Linked DNA regions of Homo sapiens: all the other regions are linked to region 1. Evidence: chromatin contacts called from ENCODE Hi-C or POLR2A ChIA-PET data. All regions are on one chromosome and are shown on one strand. Each heading gives the region's core, a stretch centred on a gene start or an enhancer-like site at or near the end of the contact. The rest is flanking DNA. Distances are from core to core; before and after follow the strand shown. Region 1 holds the start of USP48 (ubiquitin specific peptidase 48). Region 2 holds the start of NBPF3 (NBPF member 3). Region 3 has its middle 47 kb from the start of ECE1-AS1. Region 4 overlaps ALPL (alkaline phosphatase, biomineralization associated).

Region 1 (2,964 bases), core at 238-2,737:
AAACGGAGGTTGCAGTGAGCCGAGCTCGTGACACTGCACTCCAGCCTGTGTGACAGAGTGAGACCCTGTCTCAAAAACCACCAGAACTATTAGTAGTTTACATTATTTGGTTAGTCTGGAAACTAATTACGTTGAGAAACTGACTGAAGCTTGATTATTTCTATTATACACAGACTTCAAACATTCCAGAACTTACTGTTAAAGTCAGATTTACCCTCCTTGTGAGACAGACGCCCAGAGCTTGGACTTATTCGTTTGCTTTATAGAAACTCCCTAACTTATTTCACTTCTCATACTAGACTTTAAGCTCCAAAGCCAGAGACCATGACTTCCATTCCTTCCGGATCCCCCAGCGGAATGTAAAAACTCCAGAAAGCATTTCCTAAATGCCTGCCGAAAGACGGCTACTGAGCATGCCCGGCTTGGCCAAGTCAATTTCAACAACATTCTGAAACAAAAACTATAGTTCCCGCGTTACAAGGTGGAAAAAAGGGAATAAACGGGAGCAAAGCCTAAGGATTCAATCTATATGAGGGGGTTAAGGAAAGGTAAAGTTCAAGGGCGGCGCAGACGTGAAGGACAGCACTATCACAGCTTAAACTTGGTACTCGGTAAACTGGTGTCGAACCAGAACGACCAAAGAAAGGCTTAAAAAAAATACTAGATTAACGAGTGAGGGAAGGCCAACGGGGGTGCAGGGTATCGATGACGTAGGCTGACCACAGTTTTTTCTAAAGCTGCCCTCTACAAAAATAATACTAAGATGATCAGGCCTTCGGTGTCAACACCAACAAGATACACTGTGATGAAGCTCACTTCCAAAAAGTTCCTTTTTACAAACGAAAGAGCCGTGCTGTGGCCAAGATACCCCAACCATCAACGCTTGCTAAGCTCTCAGCTCCTGCCTTCATCTCCACCGCCATCTTCTGGATGGGAACCCAAACCTTCCTAAAGTGCTTTGGCCAGCATCACCTCCGCGCACAGCCCGGGAAGCCTGCGTTTCCCAGGTCGCGCAGACGGCGCAAAGGGGGAAACTCCACCTCGCTCGGCTCCGCGCCTCCCAAATGCACGCAAAGGGCTGCCGTCTTCCTTTCCCCTACCCCGCCCGGGCTTTCCAAGGTCCGGCGCGAGGAGCCCGCGAGGCGCGGTGCGCGGGCCTCACCTGCACACGCCGCGAATGCAGGGCTCCAGCCAGATGCGGTAAGCGGTCTCGATGTGCTCCTGCGACACCTCCTCGGGCCGCACCGTCTCCGCCCAGCGCCAGGCCGCCTTCTCCAGCTGCAGCCGCGGGGCCATGGCCTTGGCCCCAGGAACGCCTCCCGAGCCAGACCGCCGCAGCCGCCGCCGCGGTCTGCACCGCCGCCCCAATGGGCTTCGCCACCTGCCAGCAAGGAGGACCTGGCGCTCCTTCAGGCAGCTGGCCAGTCAATCACCTGTGCGCGCCACTGCCGCCGCGCCCGCCCGCGCCCGACCCGCACGACCGGCCGCAAAGCGCCGCCGTCGACACCCGACACACCCCGCGCCCGCGGACGTTAAAGGTGGACTCCCCGCCGCGCTGAGCGCATGCGCGTTCCCAGCAGCCTCTGCGCCTCCCGCGCCCCTAACCCGACGGGCTGAGGTAGAGGAAGCGTACGTCCGAGGCGGTCTTGCCACGTCCTCACTGGCACTTCTGGAAAAGCAGCGTCTCAGCCCCCGTTCAGGGCGGCGCACTACGTACCACTACTCTAACAAACCAGTGCCTCGAAAGCTATTTCTTGCCTCCGGTACTTCCCTTTTAACCATGAAGTTTTCACGCTAGAGGCTACTCAACGCACACACAGGCCCGCCCAGACTGTGGAGCGGGACCTGTTTAGAGTAGAAACCGAGTCGCCAAAGAAACCAGTGTTGGCTCTTTAGAGGGAGATTTAACTTGAGCCTAGACCGGTTCCGAACCCCTTTCCCGAGCCCTCCTGACGTCATGGGACCTTCCGGCCTTTTCCCGTGCTAGGGTGGGACTACGTGTCCCGGCATGCCCTGCGTCCTGCCACTGACTGTGAGGCATGCTGGGATTTGTAGTCTTCGAGGTGGGAGTGCTCAGTGCGCCGCAGACTGTGCGGGCGGGGGTCCGAGGTGCCAGGGTGGAGTTTCTCTGGTGCGCAAGGTCATGTTTGCTGTTGGCTCCCTTCTCAAGACTGTTACCTCTATGCCAGGATTTTCTAGTTCCTCTCTAGCTCCTGGTTTAAAACATTTCCTTTCTGCGACTCCTGCCCCAGGACATAAAGAGTAGCTTTATGAGAATTGTTTTGCAAACTGTAAAGAACTCTACTAAAGTGAGGATATTTAAGAATTTTGAATTTGAATTAGAGCTCTGCCAGAATCTAAGCGCTAACTTCTGACTCAGCTGCTTGCCTGCTGGAAAACCTTAGGCTGAATTCTTTAGATAAACATTCACTGGGCCGAGCACCGTGGCTCAAGGATCCAATCCCAGCACTTTGGGAGGCCGAGGTGGGCGGATCACCTGAGGTCAGGAGTTCGAGGCCAGCCTGACCAAAATGGAGAAACCCCGTCTCTACTAAAAATACAAAATTAGCAAGGCGCGGTCGCGCATGCCTGTAATCCCAGCTAGTCGGGAGGCAGAGGCAGGAGAATCGCTTGAACCCGGGAGGCGGAGGTTGTGGTTAGCCGAGATAACGCCATTGCACTCCAGCCTGGGCAACAAGAGTAAAACTCCGTCTCAAAAAAAACAAAAAAATTCGCTGAAGGCAGAAGAAAGTAAGATGTGGTCCCTGCCCTTGGAAGTGGGTTAGGGAGTGAGCGGTAGAAATACAAAGATCCCCATCCCAGTCTTGGGAGGCTTCGGGGTACTTGAGAAAAGGCTTCCCAGAAGTAATTCCGAAGCCCGCTTTTAACGGGTGAGTTGGACTTATCCAGGATAGAAGAAAGACACCATTCCAGAAAAAAAGAAACCACAAGGAGCAAAGGCAC
Region 2 (3,060 bases), core at 326-2,825, 340 kb before region 1:
GAACATGCTAAGTGCTCACTGAATGTTAGCTCTCATTAATATTGTTATTGCCACTATATGCTGGACCTGTTCTAAGCAGTCCATGGATATTTAATCCTCACACCAGTCCTATGGAGTCGTTCCTGTTATTTTCAGCATTTTAGAGGTAGGAGAATGAAAACTTAAATGACCTGCACAGTCACGTGGCTCGTCCTGATCTGTCTTTCCCTAGGGCCTGGGGTGAGGTTCACAGAAGATAATGTGCCTTGAGCACTTGGTGAACTATAAAACTCTAAACCATTGAGGGCCCTAGTTTTATCTGTTCTCCTGGCCCAGAGCAGATTAGAAATAGCAAATTAGTGCGAAGGCAGAGGGTGGCAAACACAGGCCCTTCAGAAGGGCAGTTGGCAGCACTGGGGGAGGTGCCTGAAAAGCACAAAAGCAGGCATTGCAGCCCCATGGTGTCGCCCACCTTGGTGGAGAGATAGGATTGAACTTCTGTGTGAGCTCTTTGGAACGCTCTTCCTGACCCCTAACCAGTTTGGGGCCTGGGACTTGGCACGTGGCTGGCACGTGCCAAATGGGAAGGGAGGCTGGGTGTGGTGGCACACGCCTGTAGTCCTAGCTACTCGGGAGGCTGGGGCAGGAGAATCGCTTGATCCTGGGAGGCAGAGGTTGCAGTGAGCTGAGATTGTGCCACTGCACTCCAGCAAGGGTGACAGAGCAAGACTCGAGGTCAGGAGTTCTAGACCAGCCTTGCCAACATGGTGAAACCCCGTCTCTACTAAAAATACAACAATTAGCCAGGCAGGATGGTGGGCACCTGTAATCCCAGCTATTTGGGAGGCTAAGGCAGGACAATAGCTTGAACTTGGGAGGTGGAGGTTGCAGGAAGCCAAGATCATGCCATTGCACTCCATCCTGGGCAACGAGAGCAAGACTCTATCTCAAAAAAAAAAATAAAAATAAAAAAAGCGAAAACGTACATAAAATATCCCTGGAAGGATTCACAGGAACAGCATCCCACAGATTGCCTACAGGGTGAGACTGGGAGACAGGAATGGAAAAGATGCCTATTTTAACTTTACAATTTTCTGTACTATTTGATTTTTTTTTTTTAATAGATACGGGGCTCTTTCTTTTTCGTCCAGGCTGGTCTCGAACTCCAGGGCTCACGCCTGGCCCTATTTGAATTTCGAACCATGTAAATGTACCATCTTTTCAGAAAAAAATAAAATCCGTGTGGGCACGCGGGGACGCTCCGGGCCTCCGAGGGGGTGTGTCTTCTGCTTCTTTAACCTGGCAGGGGCGGTTCAAGTGGCCGGGGAAATCAGCGATTTGGAGGGTCGAGGGCTGGTGCTTTGAGAGAGACGCGGAGGGCAGAGAGGGATTCCCCGTCCCAGCTGCACTCGGTGCATCACCTAGGTTACTCCTTTTCTCGGCCCGCAGGGCCCCTAACCTGCTCGAACCTGTTGTGCAGTAGAGGCCGCCGAGTCCCTTTAAGGCCCCGCCGCGCCTGCGCCTTGGGTTCTCCTGACGCGGCCCATCCGGACCCTGAGGAGCCAGTGGGCTGCAGGCGCAGGCGCAGGCGCAGGCACAGGCGAGGGGTTGGGTGGCGGTTGAGACAGCGGCGGTACTGGGATGGGTAGGTGAGGATCCCGAGACTGAGTGAGCTTCTGCGCGCGGTGCTTTTGGGAACGCGGGACTGGCAACCTGCGGCGCCAGGAGCTGGGCCGAGGCGCGGCGGCGCGGCTGCGGGCCGCCGTCTGGATGGGAAGTTACGGCGAAGTCCACCCAGCGTTTCTCAGGTGAGGGCGCCGCGCCAGGCTGGACGGGCGGTGAATCCGGGACCGGCGGGCGCACACCTGGGTCGAGGCGCGGCCGTCGCAAGTTTTGTTGCGCGAGCGCGGGGGCGGGTGGGAGGTGGGGGGTGTGGGGGGTCGTGCACCGCCGGGGGCTGAGTTCCCCGCGCTGGATTCTTCGCCTGCCGCTGCCGCCCTCAGCCCAGCTCTCGTGGGCGCTGGGGAAGAAACTCGCTGGCGGGTGTTCTGTGGCATCCCAGGGGGTGGAGGGACGGAGCAGCTTCGGGGGCACGTCCTCCTATATCCTGTAGAGGACACTGACTCCGCACCCCACCCTCGAGGCCGGAAATCGGTTCCCTCTGCGGGCCTGAGAGGCGAGAGCGCTCGCGCCCCTGACTTGCAAAGTTGGGGTCTTTACTGGCCTCCGGGCTTCTGCTCCTGGCGGTGTCTCCAGGCTGGTGATGGGCAAGCCAGGTGTGCCAGGTCCAGGATGCACATGAGGAGCGTTTGTAGCCATCACTGAATCACCTCCTGACTAGCGGGGCAAGCCTCAAATGAACCGCAGGATTTCGGCTAGGTTGGATTGTGGGGTTGCTGTTTGCACTCCGAGGAGTTGCTGTGGTTTCCCTGTGCCTGTCTGTCTGTCTTTCTGGCTTCTTAGATCATCATCTCATGTGGCGTCCTTTCACCGAAGAGTTAACCAAGACGTTTGGCCTAGTTTCCTTGCTTTCCTTCTGTCTTTTGCTGCTAGAGCTGCTTTCGAAAAGAAGTCTTTTCTGGCAGTGGTACCTTTTCTTTGGGTTACGGTGTTGTTCATCCTTTCTTTGCCAAAGGAATGAATCCCAGTGCTTCACGAAGTTAAAGATCTGCTGGTAGTGTTTAATCTGTTTGGAGCTGATATGCGTTAGTAGCTTTCTTTTTGTTTTTAAATTTTATTAGTAAAATTTCACTAGTGAACCAGAAGCTATTTTTTTCTATTCTGAAATGCTGGCTTTAAGATTTCTGATAACTTTGCGTCAAAGAAATCTTGGAAAAGTTACTGAAGTATACAGAAGAAGTTCACAATTTTAAATGTGCAGGGGGCCCGGGCGCAGTAGATCACACCTGTAATCCCAGCACTTTGGGACGCCAAGGTGGGTAGATCACTTGAGCCCAGGATTTCCACACTAGCCTCGGCAATGTGGCAAAACCCTATCTCTACTAAAAATACAAAAGTTAGCTGTGTGTGGTGGTGTGTGCCTGTAGTCCCAGCTACCCGGTAGGCTGAGGTGGGAGGATC
Region 3 (3,053 bases), core at 390-2,889, 440 kb before region 1:
CAAGGATTAGTGGCAGAGCCTGGGCTGGAAGCCACCCTGGCCTTGCTTTCAATGACCAGATCAGAGCCTGGGAGCGGGCCATGTGCAGCTGGATGGGCAGCTGGAGGGAGTCAGGCAGGGAGGTGGGAGGCTCTGCTTCCAGGCAGAGGTAAATATTGACATGACTGTGTTTACGCTGTAACCTAACTCTGCCTGGCTGCTGCCCCAGGCCCACCCTCCTGCCTTCCCAGCCAAGGAGGGAAGGGAGCTGTGGGAGGAGGATGGGGAGAGGAGGCTTCTGGGCCAGGGGCTGCTCCTCCTGCTTAGAGGGCTATGTGGTCAGAAAGGCTGGGACATCAGGTGTTAGGGGTGGGGGTTAGTGGAGACCCAGGCCAGGGGACCAGGTGGTGCCAGACAGGGAGGGGCTGTTATCTGAGCTGGGGAGCTGGGGATCTCAGGGCGGGGGACTGGGCTGGGAGTCACAAGGCCTGAGTTCAAGTTCTAGTTCTGCTACTGATTGGCAGTGGGAATCCAAGAACAGTCGGTGAATGGGGAAGAAAAGGTCTAACTGTCAAGTGCGGTGCAAAGGTGAACAATAAATAACCAGCATTTGAGCCTGGCCAGTGTCCAGCCCCAGTGAGCTCTCAACGCCTCTGGCTACCGGCTCAACAGTCCTATCCCTGTCCCAGTGGGCTTTCCCAGGAAGGCCAAGTTTCTGCCAAACTGAGTGGCAGCTTGGGACTGAAGCCATAATAATCTAGAGGAATCGGGGAGCCACTGTCTAGCTCCCGTCCCTAATTCCCTAAGTGACCTTTGAGCCTCAGCTTTTACAACTCTGAAATAAGGCTCACCCTCCTCCCTGGGGTTGGTGTGAAGAGCAGAGATTACATTTAAGTGCCAGGCACATAGTAGATGCTCATTTTGTCTCTCAGTCTTCCCACTTGTCAAACAGGGGCCTCGAAGTTGGTGGTTCCTAATCCCCTTTTCATACAAGCGCTCTAGCGTCTTTAGAAGGCCCAGAAGCCAGGCCCACCTCCCTGATGTTAGATCCCCACCTAGCCGATTTCCTGAATGCTCTCTAGAAACTTGCTCCCCTGTTTACACCTCCCCCCAGGAAGTCCAAAGGGGCCCTGTTGGGAGGAGGGAGCCATTCCTAGGCTTGTCAGCCCACCAAGACAGGCCTGGGGCATCCCAGCCACTCTGCCCTCAGGGGCCCAAGGAAAGGGCAGGCCCCAGGTCCTGGACTCCAGTGCCACCCTGACAGTGGGGTTCCGCCAGCACTGGTTGTTCATTAAACTGTGCCCCTCAGACTATTAACTCTTCAAGGACAAGTGAACCCCCCTCCTAATTTTTTATGTGTCCAAAACTTGGCGTCTAGGAAGCATTCCACCAAGTGTTAACACCTCTTCTGGGAAGGCTTCCCTGATACACACCTATGGGCAGGATGACTCTGGAGCTGCATCCCCAGGTTGGCACATAGCATTTTCTACCTTATTTCAGAGCGATCTGGGAACTTGTTCTTTCTCCTCTATTAAAGGCTCTGGAGACCAGGGCCCTCGGCTGGTTATCTGCCTGAAAGGATGAGGGGAAGGGTCAATACATTCAGGAGAAGGGGCTGTCTGGGACCTCTGTCTGGGGCCACAGCCTCCTTCTGTCTTCACTGACTGCTCTGGGCAGCATGCCAGGGGCGTGGTTTGGGCTAGAGGAGGACTGGATGGTGCCTGCAGCACCACCTTTCTCCCAGGGCCACTTCAGGTGCCTCCTCACTGGTTTCCCAGCCTTCGGCCTCACTCCTTCTACTCAATCACCACAAAGCAGCCTGTGACCATCTCAGAATGCAAATCCGACCGTGTCACTCCCCTGACTCTAAACTCCTCAGTAGGCTGGGTGCGGTGGCTCACACCTGTAATCCCAGCACTGTGGGAGGCTGAGGCGGGTGGATCACTTGAGGTCAGCAGTCCAAGACCAGCCTGGGCAACATGGCGAAACCCGGTGTCTACTAAAAAAATACAGAAGTTAGTCGCATGGTGGCACGCCTGTAATCCCAGCTACTCGGGAGACTGAGGAGAATCACTTGAACCAGGGAGGCTGAGGCTGCAGTGAGCTGAGATTGCACCACTGCACTCAGCCTGGGTGACAGAGCAAGACTATGTCTCAATAAATAAGTAAATTAATTAAATTTAAAAAATAAACTCCTGAGTGGCTCCCCACTGCCCTAAGGATTGAGCCCCAGGTCCTTCATATGACCATCCCTGAGTGCACCCTCCGGGCCACCTCCTAAGCACAGTCCTCCGTGCCTCCAGATGAACCATCCCTGAAGGCACAGCGGTCTGTACTCTTGCACATTCTGCTCCCTCCACCCCCCGCCCCCCAACACTCTTCCCAGTCCCACTCGCTCTTTAGGTTATGATTTTAATGCCATGTGCTCAGGGAGCCTTTTCTGATCCTCAGGTCAGGTTCCCGGTCCAATCCCACAGCCCCCCGCGTGTCTCCCTGACAACAGTAATTGCGCTTGTAATTTCCTGCTCTGTATCTGTCTGCCTGCCTGTCCATCAGACTGTGGGAGAGAGAGACCTATCAGTCTCACTCACACTGACCACGGCCCCCATGCCTCGTGTTGTGCCAGACAGACTTGTTTGGTGAGTGAGTGAATGAACAAATGAATGAAGCCCTTTGACTATGGCAGGAGGCTTACCCAGTCAATTGGAGAGAAAAAAATTGAGCAGAAGCACAAAAAATTGTAAACATTTGCTCATGGTTCCTCTCTCACCGTAGACATGAAAGTGTGGACTTGGCCAAGCTGGTTTTCTGGGCTAACGCCCAGAACATTCTGCCAAGCCCACCTTGTAGCCCTCTCATGCCTCAAATCCTGTTCTTCCCCTGGCCTCCCCAACTCTGCAGGGAAAACAATGTATTTATTCTTTAACAAAAGGTAACAACATCCTTGTTTACCAAAAGAGTGTAGCAATGTAAGGAGGCCTCAGTAGCCCAGTCACCAGCAGGGGCACAGGCTGCCCAGGGTGAAGTACGCACTGTGCTCTGGGAGCCCCATCTGGAGTGGCTGAGAGGCACCA
Region 4 (3,063 bases), core at 362-2,861, 260 kb before region 1:
ATGATCCGTGGGGCGGAGGGGAGTATCCCCATCTCCTCAGGGGCCTCCCCTATGTCACACCCTGAGGCTGGGCCCAGACCGGTATTCAGGAAAGGAAACTGATCTGTCACCTCACCCCTGCCTGGGGCAGCCCAGCATGTGTCAGCCCCCTAATCCCCGGGTACTGCCCAGGACAAGCAGTAACAGGGACAACCACCCTCCAACATGGGGAGGCCTGCAACAGCTCTGGGGCAGAAGGAGGCTCAGGGAGGTAGCAACTTACCACCCAGCAGCTCGTGGAGCTAGTGGGTGGTTGAGCTGGGATTTGGACCCAGGGCTTGGCTCTGGTGAGGGGGGATGTGTCTGCCATGGGGTTGTCTGGTCCAGAGATCCAGGCCTAGCTCTTTTATGAAACCTTAATTTGTTCACTGATAATAGCAAGAGTTGTCATTTCCTGAATCTAACCTCCCCAAAGGGTAGATACTCAAATCTCTGCTTTTTTTTTTTTTTTTTTTTTTGACATGGAGTCTCGCTCTGTCGCCCAGGCTGGAGTGCAGTGGCGTGATCTCGGCTCACTGCCACCTCCACCTCCCAGGTTCAAGCAATTCTCCTGCCTCAGCCTACTGAGTAGCTGGGATTACAGGCGCGTGCCACCACACCTGGCTAATTTTTGTATTTTTAGTAGAGACGGGGTTTCACCATGTTGCTCAGGCTGGTCTCAAACTCCTGACCTCATGATCTGCCCGCCTCAGCCTCCCAAAGTGCTGGAATTACAGGCATGAGCTACTGCGCCCGGCCCAAATCTCTGCTTTTACAGGTAAAGAATGGAAGCACAGGCTGGGAGTGGTGGCACATGCCTGTGTCCTAGCTACTTGGGAGACTGAGGCAGGAGGATTGCTTGAGCCAAGGACTTCAAGGCTGCAGTGAGATATCATTGCACCTGTGAATAGCTACCGCACTCCAGCCTGGGCAACATAGCAAGATCCCATCTCTAAAAATAAAAAATATAAGAAAAAAAAATGAATAGAAGCACAAAGGAAGGGAAGGGATCACCCAAGGTCCTATAGCTCATACATGGGTTAATCCAGAATTGGAACCCGGGCAGCCTTGCTCCAGAGTCCGGTCTCACTTAATGAGTACTAGATAATTCTCTGCATGTCAGATGGGTACACTCTTCTTGAACCTGCTAGTTCTTTTGGAGCCAGATCTGGGGAGGGGGAGCAAGGCAGGAGTTGAGCAAATAGCAGGAACAGACTGTGTGACACTTGCTGGGAGGCTCCGAGGCTCCAGCTCCCTGAGCTTAGAAGTGCGGAGTTTATCTATCCCCTGCGCGATTCCTGGGGGAAGGGAAGGACAGGCGAAGGGGCATGGCGGGGCAGTCCTGGTGTCTCCAGGACCAGGGTCAGGGGGAGGCCAGAGCAATTAGCCTGGCTGAGGCCTCTGCTAACTCAGAAACGTAAGTGGGGGATTGGTCCAGGCCTCACTCCAGGGCTCTGGCCTCGAGCCTGACCCTCCTGAGTTTCTATCTGAGGCTTCCAGAGTCTTCCTGGGGCAGTGAATCTCAGAGTGCTGGTTTGTGTGAGAACTTTGTTCTGAAATTTCCCTTTTCAACAACCAAATCCCTGGGCTGGCCTGCCTGCCCCACTTCCCCCTCTTGGAGGAAACGGATGCTTTCCTCTTGGGCGGCCACATGATTTGAATAATCAAGTGTTTCCCAGCTGGCCTCTGGCCAAACGGAGCTCAGCTGGGCAAGGCCCCCAGTTGGGGCACTGAGGCAAGCCTGCCAACCTCCTCATCCCGCCACACGCTCCAGCCACCGAGGGTAAAATACAGGAAAAATGCATGGCCCATAGACTTGGCTGGGCCAGGCCCCAGACTATTCCTGTGATGGAGGCAGCGCTTGTCTTGGGCTTTGTCCCATCTACCTGGAGAAAGCTGAGTGGAGGAAGAAAAAGGCTGCCCCTGCTCAGGAAATTCCTGATGGAGCGGCCTCTCCTGGCGTGCTCACCTGGGTGCTGGCGTCTTGGCACTTGTCAGGGTGGAGAGAGGAGGAAGCCAGTCAAGAAGGGGAAAGACGGGTGCGGGAGGACATTCACTGATTCAACAAACATCTCATTAGCCCAACTGCCTGTGAGGCCCAGGGTTAGGTGCTGGAATCACAGATGGATCTGCCCTGGATTTTGCCTTCAAAGAGTGTGTGTAGGCTGGGCTCCGCGGCTCACGCCTGTAGTCCCAGCACTTTGGGAGGCCAAGGCCAGTGGATCACCTGAGGTCAGGAGTTCGAGACCAGCCTGACCAACATGGTGAAACCTCGTCTCTACTAAAAATACAAAAATTAGCCGGGCATGGTGGCGCGTGCCTGTAATCCCAGCTACTCCGGAGGCTGAGGCAGGAGAATTGCTTGAACCTGGGAGGCAGAGGTGGCAGTGAGCCAAGATGGCACCATTGCACTCCAGCCTGGGCAACAAGAGCAAAACTCTGTCTCAAACAAACGAACAAAAAGAGTGTGTACAGAAATGGTCTTGTAAGCAGACTCCCCCACAGAGCCCTAGGTGGTAGAGGATGAGGGAAAGCATGAGAGGCCACCTAGCTAAGCCTTGGGCAGAATGGCCGCAAAGGATTTCTGGAGACAGCAGATTTCATTTATTTATTTTTTTTGAGATGGAGTCTCTGTCTCCCAGGCTGGAGTGCCATAGCGCCATCTCGGCTCACTGCAACCTCCGCCTCCCAGGTTCAAGCTATTCTCCTGCATCAGCCTCTGGAGTAGCTGGGACTACAGGCATGTACCACCATACCTGGCTAATTTTTGTATTTTTAGTAGAAATGGGGTTTCACCATGTTGGCCAGGCTGGTCTCAAACTCCTGACCTCAGGTGATCTGCCTGCCTCGGCCTCCCAAAGTGCTGGGATTACAGGTGTGAGCTACCACGCCCGGCCTACTTTATTAATTTTTAACCTTTTTTGCTGCATTATATAATTTTTGATATGTGGTGTTTTTAATCATTCAGTTCTAAGTAATTTTAAGTTTCTACTATGACTTTTCTTTGATCCTTGAAATTTTTAGGGACTTTTTTTCATTTCTAAG

Evidence for each region. Hi-C counts contacts between places; a loop is a spot of excess contacts on that map. ChIA-PET counts read pairs that join two places held with the same protein, here RNA polymerase II (POLR2A). Pooled maps may share reads with other maps.
Region 2: a loop to region 1 is called in a map of CD4-positive, alpha-beta T cell, with 12 times the contacts of the local background. The contact joins the promoter of NBPF3 here to the promoter of USP48 in region 1. A Hi-C loop is called at or near these places in 1 of 168 maps with a recorded cell type or tissue (CD4-positive, alpha-beta T cell) and 6 of 50 pooled maps. POLR2A ChIA-PET finds 5 or more read pairs at or near these places in 1 of 52 experiments (activated T-cell).
Region 3: a loop to region 1 is called in a map of CD8-positive, alpha-beta T cell, with 5 times the contacts of the local background. The contact joins the enhancer-like site here to the promoter of USP48 in region 1. A Hi-C loop is called at or near these places in 2 of 168 maps with a recorded cell type or tissue (CD8-positive, alpha-beta T cell and ascending aorta), 4 of 37 single-sample maps with no recorded cell type and 13 of 50 pooled maps. POLR2A ChIA-PET finds 5 or more read pairs at or near these places in 3 of 52 experiments (GM12878 and activated naive CD4-positive, alpha-beta T cell).
Region 4: a loop to region 1 is called in a pooled map, with 2.0 times the contacts of the local background. The contact joins the enhancer-like site here to the promoter of USP48 in region 1. A Hi-C loop is called at or near these places in 1 of 168 maps with a recorded cell type or tissue (dorsolateral prefrontal cortex), 1 of 37 single-sample maps with no recorded cell type and 5 of 50 pooled maps. POLR2A ChIA-PET finds 5 or more read pairs at or near these places in 2 of 52 experiments (SK-N-SH and activated B cell).

Annotation. Positions count from the first base shown.
Region 1 is chr1:21,781,662-21,784,625 of GRCh38, forward strand. It overlaps USP48 (ubiquitin specific peptidase 48), which reads right to left and starts at 1,488. Exons shown (of 27, transcript NM_032236.8): 1 at 1,163-1,488. The coding sequence starts at 1,296. RefSeq lists enhancers at 172-221, 534-1,305, 782-881, 1,306-2,076, 1,822-1,871 and a silencer at 1,252-1,611.
Region 2 is chr1:21,438,562-21,441,621 of GRCh38, forward strand. It overlaps NBPF3 (NBPF member 3), which reads left to right and starts at 1,576. Exons shown (of 15, transcript NM_032264.6): 1 at 1,576-1,787. RefSeq lists silencers at 1,180-1,229, 2,195-2,489 and an enhancer at 1,710-2,220.
Region 3 is chr1:21,338,697-21,341,749 of GRCh38, forward strand. It overlaps a transcript of ECE1 not described here. Among named protein-coding and RNA genes, the nearest start is that of ECE1-AS1, 47 kb to the left of the region's middle. RefSeq lists an enhancer at 1-747. Within about 2 kb of position 1,640, at least 20 of the 41 ENCODE cell types and tissues checked have a DNase peak (open chromatin) inside an H3K27ac peak, as active enhancers do; they include ascending aorta, where a contact is called at or near this core.
Region 4 is chr1:21,523,525-21,526,587 of GRCh38, forward strand. All of the region lies in intron 1 of ALPL (alkaline phosphatase, biomineralization associated), which reads left to right. Among named protein-coding and RNA genes, the nearest start is that of ALPL, 16 kb to the left of the region's middle. RefSeq lists an enhancer at 193-252. Within about 2 kb of position 1,612, at least 10 of the 41 ENCODE cell types and tissues checked have a DNase peak (open chromatin) inside an H3K27ac peak, as active enhancers do; they include dorsolateral prefrontal cortex, where a contact is called at or near this core.